Linked DNA regions of Homo sapiens: regions 1 and 2 are each linked to region 3. A link is a contact called in ENCODE Hi-C or POLR2A ChIA-PET data. All regions are on one chromosome and are shown on one strand. The core of a region is the stretch at or near the end of the contact, and the rest is flanking DNA. Distances in the headings are between cores, read along the strand shown.

What was found. A loop is a pair of places that touch in the nucleus more often than their neighbours do. ChIA-PET counts read pairs that join two places held with the same protein, here RNA polymerase II (POLR2A). Pooled maps may share reads with other maps.
Region 1: a loop to region 3 is called in a map of endothelial cell of hepatic sinusoid, with 4 times the contacts of the local background. The contact joins the enhancer-like site here to the promoter of PPIE in region 3. A Hi-C loop is called at or near these places in 1 of 168 maps with a recorded cell type or tissue (endothelial cell of hepatic sinusoid). POLR2A ChIA-PET finds 5 or more read pairs at or near these places in 1 of 52 experiments (WTC11).
Region 2: a loop to region 3 is called in a pooled map, with 2.4 times the contacts of the local background. The contact joins the enhancer-like site here to the promoter of PPIE in region 3. A Hi-C loop is called at or near these places in 7 of 50 pooled maps. POLR2A ChIA-PET finds 5 or more read pairs at or near these places in 2 of 52 experiments (B cell and H1).

The regions. Positions count from the first base shown.
Region 1 is chr1:39,932,047-39,935,960 of GRCh38, forward strand. No RefSeq gene overlaps it. Among named protein-coding and RNA genes, the nearest start is that of MFSD2A, 21 kb to the right of the region's middle. Within about 2 kb of position 2,350, at least 13 of the 41 ENCODE cell types and tissues checked have a DNase peak (open chromatin) inside an H3K27ac peak, as active enhancers do.
Region 2 is chr1:39,524,316-39,528,447 of GRCh38, forward strand. It overlaps BMP8A (bone morphogenetic protein 8a), which reads left to right. Exons shown (of 7, transcript NM_181809.4): 7 at 1,334-4,132. The coding sequence ends at 1,483. It also overlaps the pseudogene PPIEL. Among named protein-coding and RNA genes, the nearest start is that of BMP8A, 35 kb to the left of the region's middle. Within about 2 kb of position 1,621, at least 4 of the 41 ENCODE cell types and tissues checked have a DNase peak (open chromatin) inside an H3K27ac peak, as active enhancers do; they include B cell, where a contact is called at or near this core.
Region 3 is chr1:39,737,629-39,741,628 of GRCh38, forward strand. PPIE (peptidylprolyl isomerase E) reads left to right here and starts at 1,254. Exons shown (of 10, transcript NM_006112.4): 1 at 1,254-1,303; 2 at 2,537-2,635; 3 at 3,738-3,781. The coding sequence starts at 1,273. RefSeq lists an enhancer at 1,302-1,511.

The DNA of each region.
Region 1 (3,914 bases), core at 1,100-3,599, 200 kb after region 3:
GGATATGGCCGAGAAAGAGACAGAGAGCTGACAAGGACCAGGCAAAGGGCTGCAGAGCAGGCAAGCTCAGAGATCATATGCCTTCCTCCAGCAGCTCACAGTAGACTGGGAGAGGAATCACTTGGGCCTAACCCAGGATGAGGGCAAGGGAAGGTATAGCAAGAGAAATGCCAGCCCTGTGGGAGGAAAAACAAAGTACAACTAGGACAGGCTTCTAGGTGAGGAGAAGATGGAAGGGTGGCAGGATGGATGGTCCTGATGGTGTTAAAAAACAGGTGGCTGGGTTGGGCGTGGTGGCTCACGCCTGTAATCCCAGCACTTTGGGAGGCCAAGGCAGGTGGATCACCCATGGTCAGGAGTTCAAGACCATCCAGACTTATCAATATGGTGAAACCCCATCTCTACTAAAAATACAGAAATTAGCCAGGCGTAGTGGTGCATGCTTGTAATCCCAGCTACTTGGGAGGCTGAGGCAGGAGAATCGCTTGAACCTGGGAGGTGAAGGTTGCAGTGAGCTGGGATAGTGCCATTGCACTCCAGCCTGGGCAACAAGTGTGGAACTCCATCTCAAAAACAAAACAAAACAAAAACAGGTGGCCGGGTGCAGTGGCTCACGCCTGTAATTTCGGCACTTTGGGAAGCCGAGGCAGGCAGATAAGCTGAGGTCAGGAGTTTGAGACCAGCCTGGCCAACATAGTGAAACCTCATCTCTACTAAAAATACAAAAATTAGCTGGGTGTGGTGGTGTGTGCCAGTAATCCCAGTTACTTGGGAGGTTGAGGCAGGAGAATCGTTTGAACCTGGGAGGCAGAGGTTGCAGTCAGCTGAGATCATGCCACTGCACTCCAGCCTGGGCGACAAAGCGAGACTCCATCTCAAAAAAAAAAGAACAAAAACCAAAAACAGGTGACAGGCCAGGCGTGGTACCTCATGCCTGTAATCCCAACACTTTGGGAGGTGAAGGTGGTTAGATGGCTTGAGCCCAGGAGTTTGAGACCAGCCTGGGCAACATGGCAGGAGCTCGTCTTTACCAAAAATAGTATCCAAAAATTAGCTGGGCATGGTGGTGGGTACCTGTAGTCCCAGCTACTCAGGAGGCTGAGATGGGAGAATCGCTTGAGCCCAGGAGGCGAAGGTTGCATTAAGCTGTGATTGCACCACAGCACTCCAGCCTGGGCAACAGAGCAAGACACTGTCTCAATAAAAAACAAAAACAACTACAACAACAACAAAAAAAAAAACAGGTGACATGAGAAGGAATGCAGGTGTGAGTGAACAGAAGAGAATTTGACATTTTTCAGGGTGTGACCAGGCTACATCATGCCCAGGATAAAAAACAATTTCAGGCCAGGCATGGTGGCTCATGCCTGTAATCCCAGCACTTTGGAAGGCCGAGGCGGGCGGATCACTTGAAGTCAGGAGTTCAAGATCAGCCTGACCAACATGGTGAAACCCCATCTCTACTAAAAATACAAAAATTAGCTGGGCGTGGTGGCACGTGCCTGTAGTCCCAGCTACTTGGGATGCTGAGGCAGGAGAATCGTTTGAACCCGGGAGGCGGAGGTTGCAGTGAGCTGAGATCATGCCACTGCACTCCAGCCTGGGGGACGGAGCAAGACTCCGTCTCAAAAACAAAAAACAAAAAACACCCAATTTCACCAAATAGTGTTTTTCTGGCTCTGCAGGACCCTGCCTCCCTCAAATTCCTTCTGGAGAGCTCTGGGAATCCCAGAGGCTTTTCATATATGCAGAGAGAATTAGCTCATGAGGCCCCCTCCCCATTTTCCCCTTTTCCTGCTCCAGGTCTCAGTGGAGTTGACCCTTGTCAATGCCAATACCCACAGAGAGCCCTGCTGCTGGAGAAGCTTAAAGGGGGCCTGATGTGACTTCTGGTCTCTTCCTCGGTCTGCACTGAAGCCACGACTGCCCAAAGTCAAGGACACTAGTATTGAGGGAAGTAGTGGTCAAGGGCCCAGTGTTCTAGAATCAGGAGATCCAGGTTTCCAACCTGGCTCTGCAGTTCACTAGTTCTGTGACCTTAAGCAAGTTGATTAATTTCTCTGAGCCTCTGCTTCCTTATCTGCAGAGAGGAGGGTAATAAAGAACCTACCTCACGGGGTTGTTGTGAAGTTAGAATGAACAAATGCATGTACACCACTTAGCACGGTGCCTGGCATAGACAGAGTGGTTAACAAATGTTGGTGATTATGATTTTTATTATTATAGTCATTAATTCATTTAACAAGCAAGCTCTAGGCATTCTCCCACATGTACCCAGTACGTCAGCCAAAATGTATTTCCTGATATTTCCCAACATTTAACATGTTTCCTCATCCCGCTGTGGCTTTGCACATGTGGTTTGTTCTGCCTGGATTGCCCTTCACTCCCCATCTGCCTGGCAAACTTGCCCTTTGAGCCTCAGCTAACGCCTGGTCTCCTTGAGGCGCTTGCCTGGACCTCCCACACTGGATGAGACTCCTCCTCTGGTCTTGCGCATGACCAGGGCTCATTGCACAACCCCAGAGGAGACGAGTCATACGGACCCCCAGAGTTGTGCAATGTGGCAACTTTGCCCATATTTTTCCTCTGTTTTCTTCTATCATAATTTTTATCACACTCTTACTGCAATGATTTATTTACCTGTTGGTTTCTCCCTCAGACTCTGAACTCCTCGAGGACTCTGACACAGAGTCAGGGCTCAGTAAGTGCCTGCCTGAATGAAGGGATCCTGGCCCAGTTCCTGAACCCAGAAGCTGCAGCCTGGTCAGGGAGACAGAATGAATCAACGTGAGACATGTCAAGAACTGAGCATGACTAGAGGTTCACACCCCTGAGGCTTTCCTAGGAGAGACCAACAGAGCTGTAAGGGAGGATGTGGTGGTCAGAGTGGGAGACTGGAGTGGAGATGGAAAGAATGAGGAGGTACTTAGAAAATCCAATAGCGGTCGGGCGTGATGGCTCACGCCTGTAATCCCAGCACTTTGGGAGGCCGAGGCGAGCAGATCACCTGAGGTCAGGAGTTCGAGACCAGCCTGGCTAACATGGTGAAACCTCATCTCTACTAAAAATACAAAAAATTAGACGAGCATGATGGTGTGCACTTGTAATCCCAGCTACTCGGGAGGCTGAGGCAGGAGAATCACTTGAACCCAGGAGGTGGAGGTTGCAGTGAGCCGAGATTGCGCCATTGCATTCCAGCTTGGGCAAAAAGAATGAAACTCTGTCTCAAAAAAAAAAAAAAAAAGAGAAAAACCAATAGCTAACACTTCTGGATTGTTCTGCTTAGGGGTGGAAGAATTTCAGCCCCCTCCCCCATGATTTTCATCTGGTCTAAGGTAAAGAAAGTACATTTCAAAGCTCTTACAAGGACATTATGTATCCAGGGAGGGCCACTGTGGGTTGATGCTCTTTACTAGGCCCATTTTTTGCACAGGATAGGTGGAGGCACAGCCTGGAAGCAGGACAATGCACCCAGAGCATCTGACATCACCCTGAAAAATAATTTGAGTGTTAGCCCCACTGCAGGCAGGGATCAGACTATAGGGCTCTTAGGAAAATGTTTCTCTTCCTCAGGATGGATTTAGACTGCATCTTTGCTGAGAATAAACACTTGTCTTTTGTAAGGGTGTATGTGTCTGTATATTGGATCTGCATTTAAGCACCCTACGGTCATCCTCACTTGCTCTAAAAGGCCAAGTCTGAACAATGAGGAGGAGGCATAGCTCATCACTTCTCATTGGTAGAAAGACATTAAAGGAACAGGACCACGAGGATCAAAATTGCCAAGCCTACCCTAGACTGTTTGGCTGAAACCTATTTTCTGCACCCTTCCATCCTCCTTCTTTGATACTATTCTAGACTCATGGGAAGAAGAAATACTCCTACTAAGTGTTTCTTATCCTTTTGATCCTATT
Region 2 (4,132 bases), core at 371-2,870, 210 kb before region 3:
CAGCCTACAGGGCAGCAAACAGGCACTGTGCTCTAGGGGAGGCTGTCGGTGGGCACAGAAGCAAACCAACCGTGGAGTTGACACCTCCTGTGAGGAAGAGCAGAGCAGCCGTGCCGTCAGTGGAGTGAGACTGGGCCCAGCCTCTCCACACAAGGAGGGGCACGTCAGCAGCTGGAGGAGGAATGTTCCAGAAGGAGCAAGTGCAAGGCCCTAAGACAGGAGCAGGCTGGCCCTAAGTTCAGGGCCAGCAGGGAGGAGAGGGGCTGGGTGCAGTGAAGGGGAGGAGAGTGGAGGGAGGTGATGCCGGGGTGAGCCAGGCCAGCTCCCGTAGGGCCTGGGGTTCCCTGGGAAGGAGGGTGGATTTTATTCCAAGCAACCCCAGAGGCTGTCAGAGGTCTTCAGCAAAGCAGTGTCCTGGTCTGCGTCACCCTCCAGAAGGACCTTTCTGGCTTGGGGAGGCTGATGGTCGCGGGAGTGGAAGGCAGAGGAGCAGGGGATGAGTGAGGGCTGCTGTGGTCACCTGGCAGGTGATGGCAGCTCGACTGGGCAGGTGGTCCGAGGCAGCACGGAGGTGGAGGTTGAGCCAGGGGCTGCTCTCAGGGAAGGGAGGAGGCGAAAGGAGTCATCCAGGAGGCCTCCCAGGCGGGAGCTATGATGTCAGGGCGGGAGGAATTCTATGTTCCACTGAGGCCTCATTAGACCCCCAAGTGCAGAAGTGGGAAGGGGAGCAGGATCCGCAAGTCTGGAGTTCAGAAGAGAGGTCCAAGCTGAGCCAGGGGAGTGGAGAGGTGCGGGCACATGCAGGGCCTTGAAGTGCTGAGGGCGGATGCAGTCCTCTGGGAGAAGGAGCAGCACAGGAGAGGGGGCGAGGCCTGGCCTCCCAGAGCCTGGGGAGGGAGGCCAGGGTGTGGGGAGGCAGAGCCTCTGGGGGGGTCTGAAGGGCTATAAGAAGACAGTGGTCCTTCCAGGTTCCCCCTTGGGGACCTCACTAAGGGCACAAACCTGGCCATGAGGTTCTCCTTCCCATTATCCCCAGGAGGAAGTCTGAGCCCTTGGCCTGGGACTCGAGGCCCCTCATTAGTGCCCTGCCCACCTGCCCCACACCCTGGGGCTGCCATGTATCCCTCCCTGGGCACTGTGGGCCACCACAGCTCCCGCTCCCAGAGCTCTCAGGGCTGCTCTTATTCCTGTTAATAATTCTTATTATTGTGCTGCTCCCATGTGGCTTGGAGATGGCCAGGGCAGGGAGCAGGTGGAGCTGGGGCGGGGCTAGGTGGGTCCTCAGAGGAGGCCACTGGCCTCATGCCCCTGCCTGTGCTCCCTTCCTGGCCAGGTGCACCTGATGAAGCCAAACGCAGTCCCCAAGGCGTGCTGTGCACCCACCAAGCTGAGCGCCACCTCTGTGCTCTACTATGACAGCAGCAACAACGTCATCCTGCGCAAGCACCGCAACATGGTGGTCAAGGCCTGCGGCTGCCACTGAGTCAGCCCGCCCAGCCCTACTGCAGCCACCCTTCTCATCTGGATCGGGCCCTGCAGAGGCAGAAAACCCTTAAATGCTGTCACAGCTCAAGCAGGAGTGTCAGGGGCCCTCACTCTCGGTGCCTACTTCCTGTCAGGCTTCTGGTCCTTTCTCGGTACCTCTGTGCCCCTCCCCTGGGGTTTGTGGCTGTCACTCTGCCCGACACTTTGGTGGCCTAAGGCACACAGCAGCCTCAGAGCCTGTGCTGACTGCACTGTCTGGAGTCAGCACAGAAGTCCTATCTTAGGACCTGTCAGACTGTGGCTGGCCCCGGATGGTCTGAGGTTGGCTGACCCGAGCTTTTCTCCATTCACCAGAGGGTTTAGGTGTGAGGAGAAGGGCTCTGCCTCTTCCCAGGTACAACACTGGCCATTTCTGGGCAAAATTGGACACGCTTATGTTCTCAGCACAGTGTGTTCTGGGATTCTTCTCATTTGGTCCAGGGTGCAGTTAGCATATTAGAAAAAGAATAAGCTGGACATCCCCACGAAGCCACTGGGGATTTTTTTTTTTTTTTTCCAGATAGAGTCTCACTCTGTCACCCAGGCTGGAGTGCAGTGGTGCAATCCTGGCTCACTGCAACCTCTGCCTCCCAGGTTCAAGCAATTCTCGTGCCTCAGCCTCCTGAGTAGCTGGGATTACAGGGGCCCACCACCACGCCCAGCTCATTCTTGTATTTTTAGTAGAGACGGGGTTTCACCATATCGGCCAGGCTGGTCTTGAACTCCTGACCTCAGGTGATCCACCCGCCCGGCCTCCCAAAGTGTTGGGATGACAGGCATGAGCCACCGTGCCTGGCCACTGGGGATATTTTATGTCATGTGTATTCCCTTGCCCTGGGCCTGCCCCTTCTCCTGCCTGGGAAAGAGGTATGACTCCCACAGGAGCAAAGAATCCTGGGGGCTTCCAGTTCCCTCCACCATCTCTACCATGCTGACCCATTTGGGGCTCAGCACTGAGACAGAGGCAAGACCAGCAGCTCCAACATGTAGTGTAGGCTGGCACAGAGCAAATGCCCCCGCAGCCTGCTCCCCTTGCCCATGGCTCATGTCAGTAATCAACCTACGTACCTTTCCCACTGAACCAGGACAGGGCCTCCAGGCCTCAGCACAGAACTGCAGACAGCCACCACCAGGCATTGTCAATAAGACCTCAGTTCCCCCTCCTGCCCCACTGCAGAGCAATCCATTCCATCCAAAGCAGGGTGACTGGCAGTCTCCGGCCAGGCATGGGGCAAGGGTGGGGACTGCCAGTGTTTGCTTGTGTCTAGGAGTTATGAACAAGCTGGCCACCAAAATTGGCGTCACCCTGGGTGCCCACCAGCGCTGTCCTGTGTCTTGGGTCTGTGAGTCAAAGAAAAGGTCCCTGTCCCAGGGAGTGACAGGCAGTAATTAGGCTGAGTTGGGTGGGGAGGTTTGTCTCGGCCTCCACTGTTCCCGGAAACCGCTGTTCTCCTTGGAACAGCCACTGGGAGTTGGAGTGTTTATTTGATTTCTGACTTGCTAAGCCTGTAATTTACCTGCTGGAACAGACAGAGTCCAGCTGCCCAAACCGTGTCATTAAAAGCAGATCCTGGGCCCGCCCCATCCACAGGCACAGCCTGGCAGAGTGGTTCCACCTCCCCATGGGCCCAAGGATGCGCCTCTCTGGAGTTCACGTGCTGCACCCCCAGGGAGGGGCCTGGGGAGAGCTGGTCCAGCAGCAGGGGTGGAGGCTGGGGCCACACTGCGGGACAGCAGCCCCTCCACCTGGACCAGGGAGGGCCTCCATGTGCAAGCGCAGAGGAAGAGACCCTCTCATGTACATAAAGGGTGGGCCCAGGCTGTCTGGAAGATGGTGAGTTCCCCACTAGTCTAAGGCTTCAAGCTCAGCTAGCAGAGATTGGAAGAGGCAATGGCCTGAGTGTTAGGAGACAGGTATTCTGGTTCCAACTCAGCCACTGACTTGGTGTCAGGACAAGTCCCCTTTCTTATTCACGCTTCAGTTTCTCATCTGCAACATGAGGACATAGGACTCTTTAATTCCAAAGGCTCTTCCAACCCAGAGAACCCATCTGCCCCCATGACCTTCTCCCAGAGCTTGAGACATGGCCTGAGCCCCCTGCTGCCATAGGACTTGGGGCCTATCTGCCATTGCAGGACCTGATTTAACAGCTCTCTTCTTCCAATACTGGGCAGTAGAGTTTCGGAAACTGACAAATGTGTGGTCTCTTCAGTGCCCAGTGTGTAACCTGGCATGGTTTGGGTGTGCTAGGAGTTTGTGAAATGAATGTTTTCAAGACGCAAACGCTGCTATGCCCATCAGGTGTGCACAGCAGGCCTGAGGATCATGATGAGACTCCCTTTTTATGCAGCAAAGCACAAAGTGTGACAGTCGTGGCCTTCCTGGTGGCCAGACTTCTAGCAACTTTAGCCACCCACCAAATGACATCACATACAGAAGGCCTCAGAAAGGGAGGAGGTCGTAAGGACACACAGCTGATGAAGGGTCAGTGCTCAGCTATCAAGGTCATCTTCTGGCCTGGTTGCCTCCCACAGCCCAGGATGCATTCAAGGCTGCACATCAGGAGCATAAATAAGGGTGGTCAGCTCAGGCCCACTGGCTGCAACA
Region 3 (4,000 bases), core at 4-2,503:
TTTGGGCTGTGAGAAACATCCTGCCTAACCACCCGACCACAAGGCAGACAAAGGCCCAACTAAAGAAACATCCCTCTCATATCTTCCTGGGCAAAGGTCCAAGGGACACCATGATGACATCCCACTGGAACAAGGGCCAAACCGCCTCATCATGAGAACATCTTTATATCAATATCCTGCTAGGCAGCAACCCATACTGCCCAGACCCCTACCGCCCATACCTATAAATTGCCCAGTCTGTAAGCAGTGGTGGGCACTGGCATTAGGCTGGTTCCCCACTTCTGTAGGTTATTATGCTGGACATAAAGCCTGCGTTTGCTGTCGAGCCGCCCTCTTTCTGTGTGTGTGTGTGTGTGTGTGTGTGTCTTTCTTTAACCCTTGCCTTCTTTTCAAAACCTAACACGAGTAGACAAACGTTCTTTCTGAAGAGCCAGATTGTAAATATTATTGTAGGCTTTGCAGGCTATAGCTCTTCTGCCCTTGTAGTAGGAAAGCAGCCACAGTCATACTTAAAGGAATGAGCGTGGCTGTGTCCCCATAAAGCTTTCTTTACGGACACTGAAATTTTAATTTCACATAATTTTCATGTGCTAAGAAAATATACATATATATTTTGTGAGATGGTGTGTCGCTCTCGTCACCCTGGCTGGAGTGCAACGGCGCGATCTCTGCTCACTGCAACCTCCGCTACCTGGGTTCAAGCGATTCTCCAGCCTCAGCCTCCTGAGTAGCTGCGATTACAGGCGCCCGCTACCACGCCTGGCTAATTTTTGCATTTTTAGTAGAGACGGGGTTTCACCATGTTGGCCAGGCTGCTCTCGAACTCCTGACCTCAGGTGATCCGCCCGCCTCAGCCTCCCAAAGTGCTGGGGCTACAGGCATGAGCCACCACGCCCGGCCAAGAAAATATAGTTTTTTTATTTTTTCCAACTATTTCAAAAGGTAAAATTCATTCTTAGCTCCCAGGTTGTCCAAAAACAGACGCGCAGGATGGCCAAGCACCAGAGTTTATCGTTTGCCCATAATAATCGGGTTGATTCGGCCAAGGTTTCCCTCCCCCAACACGGTGCGCACTGGGAAGCGCGAGGACCACGTCCCTTGGTTTACCACTGCGCACCTCACAAGGCGCCCAGTGCATCCGGGTAGCGGGATGCCGGTTGGACCAACGCGAGGGTGGGCGGGGTCTAAGAGCTAAGCGTTGGGGGCGGGGCGGGACAGTGGGGAAGAGGACGGGTCGAGTGCTGGCTTCCGGCGGAAAAGCGCGCGAGCAAGATGGCCACCACCAAGCGCGTCTTGTACGTGGGTGAGCAGGAGGGGTTGCTAGGCGGAGTCTGAGTGAACGCGACCCCCAAGGGTCGGGGCGTGGGGTGGGACGCATCTCTGAACCAGGAGGACGGCGAGCTGCTGTCAAGGCCGGGTCTCTGGCGGTAGTGCTGGCGATAGCTCTGGCTGTGCTTAAACTCCTTCCAAGGTTTCCCACTGTCCTCAGGAAAAAGTGCAGACTTCTTAGCAGTACGCACTTCTCCAGCTTCTTTGCTTTGCTTCCCGATTCGCTGGGTCTCCCGAAAAATGACCCACTTGCCCCCAAGGTTCAGGTTATTTCACACCTTTGGGCCTCTGCTTTTGCGACTCCCTTGCAGTGAACAGCCTTGCCACACACCTCAGGTGCGTGAACCCGAGACGGAATGATTATTCTGACTTCCTAGCCCGCTGAGCTCCAGCGGGCCCCGAGGAGCGGTAAAGGAGTATTATGGCCCTTCGGATCCTCTCGTTCATTTGTTTTACAAACATTCAGTGCAGCGACGGCTCAGCCCCAGCCCCTGCCATAAAGGAAGGAGTTCCCAGACTAGCCAGAAAAAAAGTGGAATTACCTCAGTAGCACACTTTTGATAAGCGCTGTAGTGAGGATGGATCATGATAATATGGGCCTGGCTGCGGGACAAATGACCCATCCATCTGGAGAAGCGAGGGCAAATTCTGGATGCGGCGATGCCAGAGCTGATGAGCAGGAGTTAGCTACGTAACCGAAGCAGAGGCAAGGCCGTTCACTGCAAGGGAGTCGCAAAGGTGTGAAATAGCCTGACACTTGGGGGCAAGTGGGTCATTATTCGGGAGACCCAGGAAATTAGGAAGCAAAGCAAAAAAGCTGGAGAGGTGGGTACTGCTAAGGAGTTTGCACTTTATCCTGAGGACAGTGGGAAGCCTTTGAAGGAGTGTAAGCGAAAAGTTACGGGTTCAAATTTGCATTTTCCTAAGATCATTCTAGTTGGCTTTGTGGAGTTGATGGAATGGAGGCAGGGAGGTCAGTTGTGAAGCTATTGCAGTAATCCCAGGACTAGATGAGAGTCTGAAAGAAGGGCGAAGAGAGGAATATTTTTCATAAGTATGGGTGGGCAGAGATGAGAGGGGGATGTTTGTTTACCCAAAGAACTGAATGGAAGGGTCCTGTCCCCTGGCTAGCATGCTAACTGGGCTGCAAGGACTTCTGCAAGAGTATGGAGATCAGTGGCTCAGAAGGCCCTTGGCTTATTTGCAGGTGGACTGGCAGAGGAAGTGGACGACAAAGTTCTTCATGCTGCGTTCATTCCTTTTGGAGACATCACAGATATTCAGATTCCTCTGGATTATGAAACAGGTGAGTTAGTGTCTCTCACGTTCAGAATCCTCTTACTAGGAAAATACCTTAAAAAATTAAAGTCACATCACAATTCTAAATATGCATTCTAAATATGGTTAGTATACACTACAGGTAAGTTCAGGAAGGTGTCTGGTGACAGTGATCTCGATGGAGAAGGAATGTTCTGAGGCCATGTGGTTGTGAACTCTGAATACTTTCCAGAGTCTTCAGCTGTTGGGTTGAGATAAGACAGATTTTTCAATAGACCAGTAGGGAGATAGGTTTGAACTACATTGAGATTTGAATGTTGTTTTAATCTACCTGATGGGTACCCCATCCCACCTGCACCTTCTTGCAGCTGTGCTATTAAATGAGGCAGCGGGAAAGCCTAGCCCCATAATGGGGGTGGGTGAGGGCGGGGGTTCTTGGCCTCTGCACCCCTGGGTGGGTTTCCCATCGATTGGTATCACAACCACAGTTCAGTTTTCTGTTTACCTTTGTTGTCATTTTTAAGATTATAGTTTTAGGCCTAGTTTTATCATCAACCTTGCATATGATTGTTAGCAAAGTCTTTAAACTCTCTGGGCCTGGGAAATCTTTATTTGCAAAATGATAAGGTTATGTTGGCTTTCTAAGGGCCTTCTAGTCTCTGAGTTCTATGATAAACATTATTGTGCTTGGTCTTTCTAGTTAGTTCAGCATTTTCCTGAAGATAAAGACTGAGCATCTTTATCAGGTTTTAGGATTCATGCTTTATGCACAGTTGATGCGCAAAATATATATTTAGATAGATAATTGATAGGTCAAATGACTTTATTTTTCTAATTGCTTTGCATGCAATGGTTAAGGTTTTAAGTTTGGCTTTCGTAGAATAATTGAATACTTATCAATTAAAAATACAGTTTACTATTCAGCTATGTCCATTAAAAAAACAAAGTTTATTATTGCTTAAAATATTGTATAAGAAGAATCAAGAATGAGATTCCTTCTTCCTAAATAGTGATTGGATAGAACTTCTGGTGTTTGGATACGACATGTAACTGACTTCACTTTGTGACCATCCTGTTTCTTCCCACTACCCCACATAGTAATTACTTGTTTTTGTTTTTCCATTTTGTAGAAAAGCACCGAGGATTTGCTTTTGTTGAATTTGAGTTGGCAGAGGTGAGAGTCTGTGTTACTAGTGTCTAGTCCTTGGTTTGTGATGTTGTTACTGATTACAAAGGAAGCTTTTCACCATTTGGTTAGGTTTTTGGGCCTTAGGCTGATGCTTCCAGAGAGATCAGAAGTAAGTGCTGTTCTAAGGAAAGCGTCTCTCACATAATCAGACTGGACTGTGAATAACATGTCAGACCTGCCAGGCCCTCCCATTCTTGCCCTGCA